2 separate regions of the Homo sapiens genome follow, and region 1 is linked to region 2. Evidence: chromatin loops called from intact Hi-C (ENCODE). Cell type or tissue: CD4-positive, alpha-beta T cell. All regions are shown on one strand.

What was found. A loop is a pair of places that touch in the nucleus more often than their neighbours do. Peaks named below come from ENCODE experiments on the same cell type or tissue, not always from the same donor. Only the 100,000 strongest peaks of a DNase experiment are listed, where the experiment ranks them.
Region 1: a loop joins it to region 2, with 4 times the contacts of the local background. A loop is called at or near these places in 5 of 110 quality-filtered maps.

What each region holds. Positions count from the first base shown.
Region 1 is chr5:131,065,439-131,073,438 of GRCh38, forward strand. It overlaps LOC105379172 (a long non-coding RNA gene), which reads left to right. Exons shown (of 5, transcript XR_007058928.1): 5 at 2,823-3,112. Among named protein-coding and RNA genes, the nearest start is that of HINT1, 96 kb to the right of the region's middle. In CD4-positive, alpha-beta T cell, a CTCF peak has its summit at 3,577; DNase peaks (open chromatin) are centred at 3,653 and 4,033; H3K4me3 peaks cover 472 bases; H3K27ac peaks cover 2,531 bases.
Region 2 is chr5:130,868,379-130,876,378 of GRCh38, forward strand. It overlaps LOC107986449 (a long non-coding RNA gene), which reads right to left and starts at 3,049. Exons shown (of 4, transcript XR_001742881.1): 1 at 2,831-3,049. In CD4-positive, alpha-beta T cell, CTCF peaks have their summits at 3,294 (motif pointing right) and 3,495; a DNase peak (open chromatin) is centred at 3,303.

The DNA of each region.
Region 1 (8,000 bases), 200 kb after region 2:
TGTGGTCCCTGCCCAAATCTCATGTCAAATTGTAATCCCCAGTGTTGGAGGGGCCTGGTGGGAGATCACAGGGGCAGATTTTCCCCTTGCTGTTCTTGTGGTGTTGAGTGAGTTATCACAAGATCTGCTTGTTTAAAAGTGCAAAGTACCCCTGCTTCTCTCTCTTCCTTCTTCTCCAGCCATGTAAGACATGCCTGCTTCCCCTTCCCCTTCTGTCATGATTGTGAGTTTCCTGAGGCCTCCCCAGGCATGCTTCCTGTACAGCTTGCAGAGCTGTGGTCAATTAAACCTTTTTTCTTAAAAATTACTCAGTTTCAGCCATTTCTTTATAGCAGTGCGAGAACAGACTAATACAGAAAATTGTTACTGGGAGTGAGGCATTGCTATAAAGATAACTGAAAATGTGGAAGCAGCTTTGGAACTGGGTAATGGGCAGAGGTTGGAACAGTTTGGAGAGCTCAGAAGAAGACAGGAAGATGAGGGAAAGTTTGGAACTTCCTAGAGACTTGCTAAATTGTTGTGACCAAAAGTGCTGATAGTGATATGGACAATGAAGTCCAGGCTGAGGGGGTCTCAGATGAAGATGAGGAACTTATTGGGAACTGGAGCAAAAGTCACTTTTGTTATGCATTAGCAAAGAGACTGGCAGCATTGTACCCTACCCTAGGGATCCATGGAATATTGAACTTGAGAGTGATGATTGAAGGTATCTGGCAAAAGAAATTTCTAAGCAGCAAAGCATTCAGGAAGTAGCCTGGCTGCTTCTAACAGCATTTGGTCATATGCATGAGCAAAGAGATGATCTGAAACTAGAACTAATATTTAAAAGAAAAACATAGCATAAAAGTTTAGAAAATTTGCAGCCTGACCATGTGGTAGAAAAGAAAAACCCACCTTCTGGAGAAAAATTCAAGCCAGCTGCAAAAATTTGCATAAAGAGGAGCTGAATGTTAATAGCCAAGACACTGGGGAAAATGCCTCAAAGGTATTTCAGAGACCTTCCTGGCAGCCCCTACCATCACAGGCCCAGAGGCCTAGGAGGGAAGAATGGTTTTGTGGACTGAGTCCAGGGCCCTGCTGCCCTGAGTTAGGGTCCTAACCTCAGGACACTGCTCCCTGCATCCCAGTTGCTCCAGCTCCAGCTATGGCTAAAAGGGTCCCAAATATGTCTCAGGCCACTGTTCCAGAGGATGCAAACTATCAGCTTTGGCTGCTTCCACATGGTGTTAAACCTGCAGGTGTGCAGAGGGCAAGAGTTGAGGTTTGTGAGCCTCCACCTAGATTTCAGAGGATGTATGGAAATGCATGTCCAGGCAGAAGTCTGCTGCAGGAGCAAAGCTCTCATGGAGAACCTCTACTAGGGCAATGTGCAGGGGAAATGTGTGGTTGGAGACCCCACTCAGAGTCCCCACTGGAGCACTGCCTAGTGGAACTGCAAGAAGAGGGTCACCGTCCTCCAGACCCCAGAATTGTAGATCCGTGAGAAGCTTTCTCTGTGCACCTGGAAAAGCTACAGGGACTCAACACCAGCCATGATTGTGAGTTTCCTGGGGCTTCCCAAGCCATGCTTCCTTTATAGTCTGTGAAGCTGTGAGTCAATTAAACCCCTTTTCTTATAAGTAAACTGGTTTCTGGTATTTCTTTACAGCAGTATGAAAACAAACTAATACAGGGACCTCCCCCATTAGGGTGAAATGGCCAGGACTTTATTCCCCCACCTCAGTCAGTCACCAGACACAGGCTGGCTTGGAAAAGATATGACCTTCGACAATGCAGTTCACTGCAGCTCAAGCAAATCCCAAAGAAGCTGACAGCTGGAGGTTTCTGTTGACTGCACTCCACCAGCTAGAAAGCAAATCCTTCCTGAAAGGTAGATTTTGGCAATGTATATCCATGTCCACCACCACAAGTATTAATTTTTTAAATTTTATTAAAAAATGAAAAGCCTGAGACAAATACTAAACTACACTGGATGCAAGACAGCATATTGAAATTGTGAATCTTCCAGAAAAACTTGGACATGTGGTCACCATAGTTCTAAATAAACCAATTTCTGGTTCTAGGTCCTCTACCCTGTCCCTCACCATGCAGAAGAAGCTGGACTTATGCAAACATGCTTTATATCCTTTCCAGCCTTGCCAGATATATGGGAGGACACCTGACCCAAAAGAATGTTAAACCAAAAATTGCCAACAAAATACAATGTGTCCTGGGAGTCCTGGGACAAGAATTGAGATCAGCTCATCAATTTCTCTTCCTCAGGAATTTTAACCAAGGAAATAACAAAGGAAAGGTGAGGTCAACAAAATGAAGCAGAAGTGAGATGATCTAATGTAGAAATTGAGCAAGAAAACCACGACAGACCATGTTCAAACAGAAATTACGAGGGAAACAAAACTATGAGTAAGCAGAAGTTAGGAGGAAGATTTAAAAAATTAGAGCAGAGGATCAAGGAGATATTTCTTATCAAAATAGAAGCAGATGGGCAAAGGCTAAATGAGTCAAATTAAGGGCAGGACACTCCTATTGCTTTGACTGTAGACCCAACTTCCCATTCCTGTTCTTCCAGAGGCCCAGCTGCTTATTTCTAAGTGTGCATGAATCTTTCACCTCCAAGTATATTGATTCCCTCATCAAAAAGGTTACAAACTAGTGCTTCCCAAGCTTCTGTTGCAAAGTAATTCTCTGGCATTTGCATTAAAACCAAAGATCTCTGTTCAACCTCTCCATTTTTATTTAGAATAAATTTATGGTGTCATGAGGAAGTTTCATCTTGCTAATATTGCCAAATTCTATACTCTTATTTCTCATTCCCAAAACAGAAAATAACTCCAACTCTTTCAAAAGAGCTCATTTAGTGGCAATTCTTCCTATTTCATCTGTTACGGCTAGTGAGTTCTGCGCTTACTGAAGCATCTCCTGACCCTAGAGACAATTGCAACCATGGCAAGAATACCAACAATGTTATGCTAGATCCCACGGCAAAAGGGTAACAAAATTGGATTTTATGACTCTTTATCATTGAATCACCCTCAACAACACCAATTCTGGGAAGTTCTGATAATACATTTCTGACTGCCTGACCTCATAATGTACAATAGATTCCCTTTCTAGTAAAAGGACCCAGCACCAGATTTCCCTATTTGAATTATATTTCTACACTGTCCTTACAAAAATATCATTCTCGGCCGGGCGCGGTGGCTCACATCTGTAATCCCAGCACTTTGGGAGGCCGAGGTGAGCAAATCATGAGGTCAGGAGATCGAGACTATCCTGGCTAACATGGTGAAATCCCGTCTTTACTAAAAATACAAAAAAAATTAGCCAGGCGTGGTGGTGGGCGTGACTCGGGAGGCTGAGACAGGAGAATGGCGTGAACCCAGGAGGCAGAGCTTGCAGTGAGCCGAGATCGCGCCACTGCACTCCAGCCTGGGCAACTGAGCAAGACTCCATCTCAAAAAAAAAAAAAAAAAAATATATATATATATATATATATATATATTCTCAACTATTTCAGGTCTAAGGAGCCATCTACTGTTTTAAGAACAAACTGCAATTAATGATCATTTCTCAAACCATAAAAGGCCCAATCAACTAAATTACATTCTCTCTCTCTCTGTCTCTCTTTCTCTGTCTTCCCCTTCCTTGGCCCCCTGCCTTGTTGTGGTGGTAGTGGTGATGGTGATAATAATGGCTCTTTGTTCTCAAGAAATTATGCTGTGCCAAATTCAAGACAGTGTTTTTATTGTGGTTGTGTACATACGAAAAATGCCTTATAGTTGTTTATTGAATTTTGAATTTTTTATACACAAGAGTCATTCCCTGTTGGAAATGAGAAGCAAGTTTTCTCTTTGTTGCTTTTAACTGAAGAATATATTATAAGCTCTTTCTCTAGATACATTCTGAAACTGTAAAAAACACTTTCAAAATAAAGGTCAGCCATGTCGTCTGTGCAATGTTAATTGCTAAGTGCTGAACTAGCACTGTAGTCAGTCTTTGAAGTGGAGCCTGGCTGGGTTGACAGCCTAGGGTGGCTGCCCCATGCTTTCAGAGCAACACAGGATGTTGCTTGGTCTCTTCAGAAAGAGGCTGCCAGGAAATGAAGTTTCACATGAGAAACTTGCTGCTCTAATGCATTTCAGGCTATTCTTTTCCATTTGAAAGCCTAGGTGCAATGAGTGAAGAAATCTTTTCTTAAAAACTCCAAATAGGTCTTGAAGTACATGCATGTTCACTGAGGTAGTGATTTCCTCTCCTTCTAGTATCTTGTGCCCATATACAAGAAAAAGAATATGTGTAGTTAGTAAATTTTTAAAAATCATCTCATGTTTATTCCTGATGGAAGATTGAAAAAGCTAAGGAAAGAAGAGATGCCTTGGGCTCATGTTAAATGCACTCTGGAAGAACAAAATGTAAAACCACTGATTTTCAATTAAAAGATAATGATTCCAGTGGGTGGTTGCAGTTAAGATGAAGTAAGATGCACCCTGCCTCATTCAATGAAGCAACTAAAAACCCTGCACAGAAGGCAGGGAGCAGTTATCTAGGGACTCTAAAAAGTAAATAATAGCAGACTGGTTTGAGAGACAAAACAGAACTCAATGTAAGATCAATCCACTGGTGAGTTTTGTCCTCCTCTCCCGCTATTTTCTGGCCTTAGATTCAAAAGCATCCCAAAACCCAGAACTCCACAGTAGGTGCAAATAGAAAGAGCTGCAAGAGAAGTCCTCTCATTCTGGTCCAAAAAGCAGAAAAGGGAGCCTTTAAGGATCAGAGTGAAGAAAATCCCTTGGGGTGTTCTTTTCTGTTCTCTCTTATTGCTGCCCCCAGGCAATCCCCTGGAGCAACAGACATAGAGGCAGTGGCAGCTGTGCAAGCACCTGAAACTCTAAGGGAAGAGAGCTCTTCTCTCTGGCCAGGACTTGGGTCCCAAAAGCATGGGGGAAATATATGTTGCTTTTTTTTTTTCCCCCATCTTCCCATGCCTTGGCTGTGGAAGCAGAGACAGTCACAAGAAGTGAACATAGGAGCAGAAAAACTACATAATTTTCCCAGCCACAACCCTACACTACTTACGCCTGTAATTTCAGGACTTTGGGAGGCCAAGGCTGGTGGATCACCTGAGGTCAATAGTTGGAGACCAGCCTGGCCAACATGGTGAAACCCCGTCTCTACTAAAAATACAAAAATTGGTCAGGTGTGGTGGCGTGCACCTGTAATCCCAGCTACTTGGGGAGGTTAAGGCAAGAGAATCACTTGAATCCAGGAAGTGGAGGTTGCAGTGAGCCGAGATCACGCCACTACACTCCAGCCTGGGCAACAGAGTGAGACGCGAAAGAAAGAGAGAGAACAGATTATTGGCGAACATGTATGCAACTCCGCCATGTAACTATGTTAACTAATTTTAATGTACTTGATTTAACAGTTTCTAGGGGGAGTGATTATAGATTTGTCCTCTGAGTAATTCTTCTATATTTTTGCCTTATGTATTTTTTTTTTTTTTTTTTGAGACAGAATCTCGCTTTGTCGCCCAGGCTGGAGTGCAGTGGCGCAATCTCAGCTCACTGCAAGCTCCGCCTCCCGGGTTCATGCCGTTCTCCTGCCTCAGCCTCCCGAGTAGCTGGGACTACAGGCGCCCGCCACTACGCCCGGCTAATTTTTTTTTTGTATTTTTAGTACAGATGGCGTTTCACCGTGTTAGCCAGGATGGTCTCGATCTCCTGACCTCGTGATCCACCCGCCTTGGCCTCCCAAAGTGCTGGGATTACAGGCGTGAGCCACCGCGCCTGGCCTGCCTTATGTATGTTAAGATTATATTTCTAGGCACATATAGGTTGTGTAATTGCTACATCATCCAGGTAAAATATTATTTTTTCATTATATTTTGACCCTTTTTACCTCTGCAAAGTTTGCTCCAGTTTGGATATTTGAAAGGACTCACCAGACTTCCCAGAATACAGATGGCTCCTGACTTACAATGGTTCAACTTAATATTTTTTTTTACTTTATGGATGGTGTGAAAGTGATACACTTTCAGTAGAAACTGTACTTTGAGTACCCATACTGTTTCTTACTTTAAATACAGTATTTAATAAGTTACATGAGATTTTTAACACTTTCTTACAAAAAGGCTTCATATTAGATTATTTTGCCCAACTGTAGGTGTTAGTAAGTTTCTTTCTTTCAATACAGTATTCTGTTTCTTACTTTCAATACAGTGTTTAATGTTACATGAGATTTTTAACACTTTCTTATAAAATAGGCTTCATATTAGATTATTTTGCCCAACTGTAGGCATTAGTAAGTGTTCTGAGTACATTTAAGGTAGGCTAGACTAAGCTATGATGTTTGGTAGGTTAGGTATAGTAAATGCATTTTCAACATAGAATATTTTAAACTTAAAATAGGTTTATTGGGACATAACCCTATCATAAATTGAGGAGCATCTATATATGCCTGTAGGCCTTTTAAAGACAAAGAACACAGTGTAGCAAGAGAAAGTGATTGCAGGCAAGCTCCTCAGGGCCCAACTTTAACCACCAAGATGTGTGCAAGGAATTTTAGTTTCAGAAGAACTCAAAGAGAAGTTTTCAGTAGGGGGGCTTTAAGTCCTTCTGGCCACAATCAAACCAGCTTGTCACACCAGTTAAGCCAGCTGGAATTCATTGGTAAAGAAACTGACCTTGAGAGTCGCTACAGGAGTTTTGGACCTTAAACGACACATCACAAATTCCACTGCCCTTATCTTGACCAAAAGTCAAAAACCAGACAGCCAATCATCCCCAGAGATAAACATGATGGTTTTCCTTTCCAGCTGTAAATTAATTCTATCTCCACAATCTCTGATACAGATTTTGCCTGAAAGTCTGTTTGGTGTGAAATTAATATTGCTCTACCACGTTAGTCGTAGTTTGTTTTTTCCAAGTATGCCTTTTTTCATTTCTTCACTCTCAAACTTTCTGTGTCATTACAGTTGTGCCTCTTATAAATGGCATATAGCTAGATATCATATAAATCAGTCTCAGTTTCTGTTCTTTAACTGATAAATCCAATCTGTGAATATCACTATATTAGAATATTCCTATCAATATTTTTCTGGTTTGTATCCAGCATTGTTGTCTTTGCTCCTTTTTCTTCTTTCTGCCTTATATCACTTTAATAGAGGGTTTTTTCCTTTGTCTCTCTCCTTGCCATTTTTACACTTTTCTGCTTTAAAAATTGCATATACTCTTTCTATTTAGTTGCTGATATTCCTAAAGTTTACTTACATACTTCATTTAACAAAGCATACCATCTATCAAAAACTATAAAGACCTAAGAAATCAAGAGACCTCTCCTCTCACATGTAATTGTTATAGACAATTTGTATTTTAGTTCCACTTTATTTTCAAATCCTCCAAAATTAATCATTATTATTGTTATTTAGAGTCAATACTTATTAGTACTAGGTTAGACCATATTAGTTTTTTTCTGAGATGGAGTCTTGCTCTGTTGCCCAAGCTGGAGTGCAGTGGTGCAATCTTGGCTCATTGCAACCTCTGCCACCAGGGTCAAGTGATTCTCCTGCCTCAGCCTCCCAAGTAGCTGGGACTACAGGAAGCCCCCATCACACCTGGCTAATTTTTGTATTTTTAGTAGAGACAGGGTCTCACCATGCTGACCAAACTGGTCTCGAACTCCTGACCTCAAGTGATCCATCCTCCTCGGCCTCCCAAAGTGCTGGGATTACAGGCGTAAGCCACTGCGCCTGGCCTAATTGCTATTTTTATATTTGTTTTTTTTTATTATACTTTAAGTTTTAGGGTACATGTGCACATTGTGCAGGTTAGTTACATATGTATACATGTGCCATGCTGGTGCGCTGCACCCACTAACTCGTCATCTAGCATTAGGTATATCTCCCAATGCTATCCCTCCCCCCTCCCCCCACCCCACCACAGTCCCCAGAGTGTGATATTCCCCTTCCTGTGTCCATGTGATCTCATTGTTCAATTCCCACC
Region 2 (8,000 bases):
TAACAGGAGAAAATGCACAGGACCTAAACCCCTGAGATCAGTGTCTCCATTTCAAGGTCACTTGTGTAATGCAGAAAAACATCACCCTGTTTTAAACAGTGAAGAAGGAAAAGCAGGACTCAGCATGTCGGGTGTGGAATAGCAGCAACCAAAGAATCTGTTTTCCAAAAATTAAAAACAGGAGCATTAACCATGCAGAGAAGTTACAATCTCATATAACTACAACAGTACATCTGGTCTGTGACCTCAAGAAGCTAAACTAATTTCTGACTTAAGGGAAGTATTGACATATTTCTCAAGCTCTGCACTACACATAGGAACCCATGGGAGCTGAACCATGGAAAATGTTCCAGAAGCTACTAGTTTTAAATAAAAGCATCCTAAGAGGCTCCAGGGAGATTTTGGAACTTTTTTTCAAGTGATTAAGTGCTATCAATGTCACATCACAGAAAAATTTTGGGGAAAAAGCCTCTAACATGGTCTTCCCCATTACTGTGTTGCTCACTTTTGATTTCTCTTTAGATTATCACCAAAGAATAGTTTTCTAATTAGTGAGAGAGTGCAGGGCTCAAGAAGAAATTCTAAAATGTTTGGACCACGTATTAGTTCATTTTCACACTGATGATAAAGACACCCAAAACTGGGAACAAAAAGAGGTTCAATTGGACTTACAGTTCCACATGGCTGGGGAGGCCTCAGAACCATGGTGGGAGGCAAAAGGCACCTCTTATGTGGCGGCAGCAAGAGAAGAATGAGGAAGAAGCAAAGTGGAAACCCCTGATAAACCCATCAGATCTCATGAGACTTATTCACTATCATGAGAATAGCACAGGAAAGACCAGCCCCCATGATTCAATTACCTCCCCCTGGGTCCCTCCCACAAAAGGTGAGAATTCTGGGAGATACAATTCAAGTTGAGATTTGGGTGGGGCACAGCCAAACCATATCAGGCCAAGAGAAAAAATAGATGATCAGATAGATATATAAATAGAAATATAGACATAAATATAGCTAACACATTCTTCATTACAGTTGAAGGTAAAGACATCCTTCATGTAATATTTATTTCCCTTCAGAGAAAAGTATATTTAATTTTTAACTCCATAGAGCTGCTACAATCGTTTTTTAACCCATGCCCAAAGTCAAGAACTGTACTTATCTATGGCCTTAGGCAACCAGCCACTGCCAGATGTGTATAAATGTCCAGACACATAGGAAAACAGGGCCAAAATGGAGAAGCCTTCAGATGAGAGCCAAGAGAGGGGCAATCTCATAGGCTTTAACATCTTCCTTCTACCATGAATGGATTTGATGTTTCTTGGTGATCATAGGGTGACTATAAGTTCTGGGGTGCTCTAGACCTGTTATCCTGGCCCCCTATTACTCTCAAAAGTACTCCAGTTCAGATATAGTGTCTTAACCATAGCAATGCTTCAGAAATTGCTATAATGACATATATTATATCTACAGAGGAATATGACTATATATGCCCACTATTGCCATCTACAAAGCCTTTCTAAACAAAGATTTGAAACCAGGTAGTGCCTGACTTACCATAGAAGTCCAGTGGCATTTTAAGTAACTTCAATAAGAACTGACTCTAGGCCGGGCACAGTGGCTCATGCCTATAATCTCAGCACTTTGGGAGGCCAAGGCAGGTGGATCACCTGAGGTCAGGAGTTCAAGACCAGCCTGGCCAACCTGGTGAAACTCCATCTCTACTAAAAATACAAGAACTAGTCGGGCGTGGTGGCATGCACCTGTAGTCCCAGCTACTCAGGAGGCTGAGGCATGAAAATTGCTTGAACCTGTGAGGTGGAGGTTGTAGTGAGCTGAGACTGCACCACTGCACTCCAGCCTGGGTGACAGAGCGAGACTCCATCTCAAAAAAAAAAAAAAACAAAAAAACTGACTCTCTTATAGCTTGCCAAGAGGTTCTGGTTTAATGGTATTATTTATTTGTCTTACGAGTTTTGTTAGTCTAATTCCTTCTGGATCACAGTAGTTGTAGACCACAGAAATTTCTGCTGTTCAGAAACTGTCATAAAGCAGCACTGATGTTTACTTACTGCCCATCAATGCTTCTCATGTCAATCTTAAAAGAACCAGTAATTATACTGACTAGTGTGTTAGTTATTCAAAAGAAACAAATATGGTTTCACTTTAGTTCTTCTGTTTTCTCTTTTGAAGTTGTAGTCAACATATCAGGATTTTTTTTATTAACACTATAATTCTCATTACATTATTTTAACAGTTTTCAAAGTAACATAAGTAATAGGGCATATAAGAAAAATATTCAGCCTTCTTAAGGCAGAAGAATAAAAGTAGCTAAGATTTGTTGCGTGCTTATTAAATCCTAGGAACTGTTCTAAGTCATTTATGCATTAACACTCCTCCTTGGGGGACGACATCAGCAATATGGCACAATAGGAAGCTCCAAACCATTCTTTCCCCCTACAGACAATGATTCAACAACAACACATGGACCAGACCCCTTTGTGAGAAATCCAGAAACTAGGTCAGAGGCTCCTGCACCCTGGGGAAGCATGAAACCAGTCACATTGACCAACAGGAAAATTTGTGGCACTCACTCAACAGAGCCCATATCCCCAGCATAGCCCAGAGTGATCCTGAGGTAATTCTCAACTCCCAGCTTCTTCCTGAGGGAGGGAAAGAGAAGACTGGAACATAGGCCTAATATTCAGACATTTTGTGGGGCTACCCAAGGGACTGGTTTCTGTCTTACATGAATATGAGCATGGACAAGAAACAGCACCAAGTTGGGACCCACTAAGAACAAAGGTGATGGTAAGAATTGTAACAAACTCACCTGCCATCCTCCCCTACCCCCAGTTCAGCACAGCACAAGTGGGAGAAAACTCCTAACTCCTGACTTCCTGCTGGGGAGGAAAAAGAGTTGCTGTCTCTATCCGACATTTCCAGCTTTTCAGAGGGCTGCCTGCGGGTCTGGCTTCTGTTTCATCCGTTTTGGGTACTTGTGGGTTGCAGCATATTTTAGATGCCTGGGAATCACTAAGAACAAAAAACAGCCGAGTAGCTTACTGCTGCTCCAAGGACCTATGGTGCAGAGGACAGAGGCTGATGCAACTTGGCAGCTTCTCCCCTCAGGGGGAAAGGAGGGAGTGGAACATGTGTCCAATGTTCCAGCTTCTCCAGCATCTGCCTGAGTAATGAATTTCTGCCTAACCTGACTAAGAATGCTATTGGGACCCTGACAGGGTGCCACTAAGAATAAAACCTGGGTGGCCAATGGCAGCTCCAGAGAACCTGTAGTACTCCAGACAAACACCAGAGGGAGGACGAGATAATGAGCTTCAGAAAAAAGAAAACTGGTCATTAAGAATTTACATGCATAAGTCTGGAGAAGACACATTACCAAAAAATCTTTGAGAAGTCACCAGAATCACTAGCCAGTCGGATTTGTGAAGGTCCCCGTATGAAGCCAGTAAATACTGGGGGAGGTAGTTCTTTTTTCAAATGTGTGCATCCAAACACAAAGTAACAAGGCATCTAAAGACACAGGGAAACACGGCCTAACCAAAGGAATAAAATAAATCTCTAGAAACCGACTTTAATGAAACCCAGGTATATGAATTATCAAGGAATTCAAAATGATCTTCATAAGGATGCCCCATGAGCTCAGGAAAACAGCAAAGAGATAGAAAACACTACAAAGTAACAAACATAAAAAATTTGGAGCTGAAGAACAAAATAACTGACTTTAAAAATTCACTAGAGTGATTTGAAGCAGAAGAAAGCAGGAGAAAGAATCAGTGAACTCAAAGACAAGTCATTTAAAATTATCCTATCAGAGGAACACAAAGAAAAATGAATGAAGAAGAGGGAAGAAAGCCAAGGACTATGAGTCACTAGCAAGCACACCAATATATACATTATAGGGTCTCAGAAGGAAAAGAGAGAAAGAAAGAAGTAGAAGAAATAATGGCCCAAAACTTCCCAAATCTAAGAAAGAAAATGGACATATAGATTCACAAAGGCCAACAGAGTCCATCATGGATGAACCCAAAGAAGATCACACTAAGACACATTATAATCAAACTGTCAAAAGTCAAAGACAAAGAGAAAATTTTGAAGGCAGCAAGAGATGCTTGAACTCCCATGTTCATTGTGGCATTATGCACAGTAAGCAAGAGATGGAAACAATCTAATTGTCCACTGACAATTGATGAATGGATAAAGAAAAGATGGTATAAATATATAATGGAATAGTATTTAGCCTTTTAGAAAGAAGAAAATACTGTCATATGGTACAGCATGGATAAACCTTGAGGATGTTATGCTAAGTGAAATAAGCCAGTCACAGAAACTGGGACAAGACAGGGATGCCCTCTCTCACCACTCCTATTCAACATAGTGTTGGAAGTTCTGGCCAGGGCAATTAGGCAGGAGAAGGAAATAAAGGGTATTCAATTAGGAAAAGAGGAAGTCAAATTGTCCCTGTTTGCAGACGACATGATTGTATATCTAGAAAACCCCATTGTCTCAGCCCAAAATCTCCTTAAGCTGATAAGCAACTTCAGCAAAGTCTCAGGATACAAAATCAATGTACAAAAATCACAAGCATTCTTGTACACCAATAACAGACAAACAGAGAGCCAAATCATGAGTGAACTCCCATTCACAATTGCTTCAAAGAGAATAAAATACCTAGGAATCCAACTTACAAGGGATGTGAAGGACCTCTTCAAGGAGAACTACAAACCACTGCTCAATGAAATAAAAGAGGATACAAACAAATGGAAGAATGTTCCATGCTCATGGGTAGGAAGAATCAATATCGTGAAAATGGCCATACTGCCCAAGGTAATTTATAGATTCAATGCCATCCCCATCAAGCTACCAATGACTTTCTTCACAGAATTGGAAAAAACTACTTTCAAGTTCATATGGAACCAAAAAAGAGCCCGCATCGCCAAGTCAATCCTAAGCCAAAAGAACAAAGCCGGAGGCATCACGCTACCTGACTTCAAACTATACTACAAGGCTACAGTAACCAAAACAGCATGGTACTGGTACCAAAACAGAGATACAGATCAATGGAACAGAACAGAGCCCTCAGAAATAACACTGCATATCTACAACTATCTGATCTTTGATAAACCTGAGAAAAACAAGCTATGGGGAAAGGATTCCCTATTTAATAAACGGTGCTGGGAAAACTGGCTAGCCATATGTAGAAAGCTGAAACTGGATCCCTTCCTTACACCTTATACAAAAATTAATTCAAGATGGATTAAAGACTTACATGTTAGACCTAAAACCATAAAAACCCTAGAAGAAAACCTAGGCATTACCATTCAGGACATAGGCATGGGCAAGGACTTCATGTCTAAAACACCAAAAGCAATGGCAACAAAAGCCAAAATTGACAAATGGGATCTAATTAAACTAAAGAGCTTCTGCACAGCAAAAGAAACTACCACCAGCGTGAACAGGCAACCTACAAAATGGGAGAAAATTTTCGCAACCTACTCATCTGACAAAGGGCTAATATCCAGAATCTACAATGAACTCAAACAAATTTATGAGAAAAAAACAAACAACCCCATCAAAAAGTGGGCAAAGGATATGAACAGACACTTCTCAAAAGAAGACATTTATGCAGCCAAAAAACACATGAAAAAATGCTCAGCATCACTGGCCATCAGAGAAATGCAAATCAAAACCACAATGAGATACCATCTCACACCAGTTAGAATGGCAATCATGAAAAAGTCAGGAAACAACAGGTGCTGGAGAGGATGTGGAGAAATAGGAACACTTTTACACTGTTGGCGGGACTGTAAACTAGTTCAACCATTGTGGAAGTCAGTGTGGTGATTCCTCAGGGATCTAGAACTAGAAATACCATTTGACCCAGTCATCCCATGACTGGGTATATACCCAAAGGACTATAAATCATGCTGCTATAAAGACACATGCACACGTATGTTTATGTGGCACTATTCACAATAGCAAAGACTTGGAACCAACCCAAATGTCCAACAATGATAGACTGGATTAAGAAAATGTGGCACATATACACCATGGAATACTATGCAGCCATAAAAAATGATGAGTTCATGTCCTTTGTAGGGACATGGATGAAATTGGAAATCATCATTATCAGTAAACTATCTCAAGGACAAAAAACCAAACACCACATGTTCTCACTCATAGATAGGAATTGAACAATGAGAACACATGGACACAGGAAGGGCAACATCACACTCTGGGGACTGTTGTGGGGTGGGGGGAGGGGGGAAGGATAGCATTAGGAGATATACCTAATGCTAAATGACGAGTTTATGGGTGCAGGACACCAGCATGGCACATGTATACATATGTAACTAACCTGCACATCGTGCACATGTACCCTAAAACTTAAAGTATAATAATAATAAAAAAAAGAAAGAAAATGAGGTTCTTCTGCCTTCCTGTGACCAACTTTCTCTGTTGCCAGTTAATGCTGGAGCATGAATTATTAATCTATTCACCAATTTTCTCTATTATGAGCTGAGTATGATTAAATACACTCACTTTTTGATGCTATTTTGAAAAAAATCTAACAGGTGAAATAGATTTGAGAGTGCAGAACAGAGTTGCCAGAGAAAGCTGCAAAGGAACTCTTAAGTTGGCGCTGATGCTGAGTGAAGTTTGAGTGGGAGGAGAAGACAGAGAACAGAGAAGGGAATGAAGGGTGGAATTAGCTTGGTCTGGGGTGGAGGCAGCAGGGGGACAAAGCATATGCCTTTCTTCTTGAGCACTGAAGTTCTTGGGAATTAGGCTGCAGCAAGCATTGCCAGTCCCATCTGGCCCACAGCTGCTTCTGGTAATCATCCAGGTTTATCTCCTGCCAGACCAACAGAATTCCTGATGAGTAGTTGAGCTCAATAGCTCAGTTCCACTTCAAGCTCTGAATCTGGGGTATGCCAATGAATAGCATCTGAACTCCATGAGAACCATGGAACTCACTTAGGGCCCAAGCACCCTCTATAACATCTGCATCATATCTCCTAGGAAAGTTTTAGAATAAATTAATATATTTGTATTCCAAAAACCAGAATAGATTTCTTAGAAGTATCATGCCAGGTATGTTCCAATTATTTCTCATCCCATGTACCAAGCATCCCTATGTTTCTTTGGCAGTTCCAACACTCACCACCCAGTGGTGGACCACGAACTGGGACCCAAAAATCATTCCCAGCCAGCTTCTAGACTCAGTTTTGTGAAACAAGTTGATCCCTGGTTTTTCAACCACAAAACATATGTTAAAACTTTATTTTATTCCCTGAAACATATTACCAAGTGAAATGAAGCAATGCATATAGTATTTCTAAGGGATAGGTCATTTAAAAAACATTGCAAATAGTTTACAAAAAAAGTAGGGTGTAAAAAACTTACACCCTACTTACTAAGTAATAAGAGTTACCACCCACACCACTTCCAATATTACTAAACTTACATGAATACAAACATCTTCCTAGAGTAGATGCACTATTACTCACTGAAGCTGATTTATAATAAAATAAAACATAAGGGAAAGAACGCTGAAAGAGTCTTGAGTACTATTTTTGGTCCTGCTACAAACTCCTTATACTAATTACCTTGAACATGTTACCCTAACTTCTCTGAACCCTATTTCCCTCATCTATAAGTGTTAAAAGGAAACTAAAAACACATATGGGTCATTTCCAGGTCTGAAATGTCTAGATTATTGGATCTAGATTGCTTAATTCCCTGGAAACACGTTGTGTGGATCAACTGGGAACACAAAATCATTTCAGGGACTATAGGAAATCACTATATAAGTATCATTACAAGGTTAAATACACCTATTCTATTAATCTGTGGCTTGTTTTTCACTAAATCTCCATTTTAATTTGACATTAGTTCTAATCCCAACCTGCTAAACTATAATGAGAAACCCACGTCCTTGGTAGCTAATCTCCAAATATGGCCCCTAAATGAGCCCTATC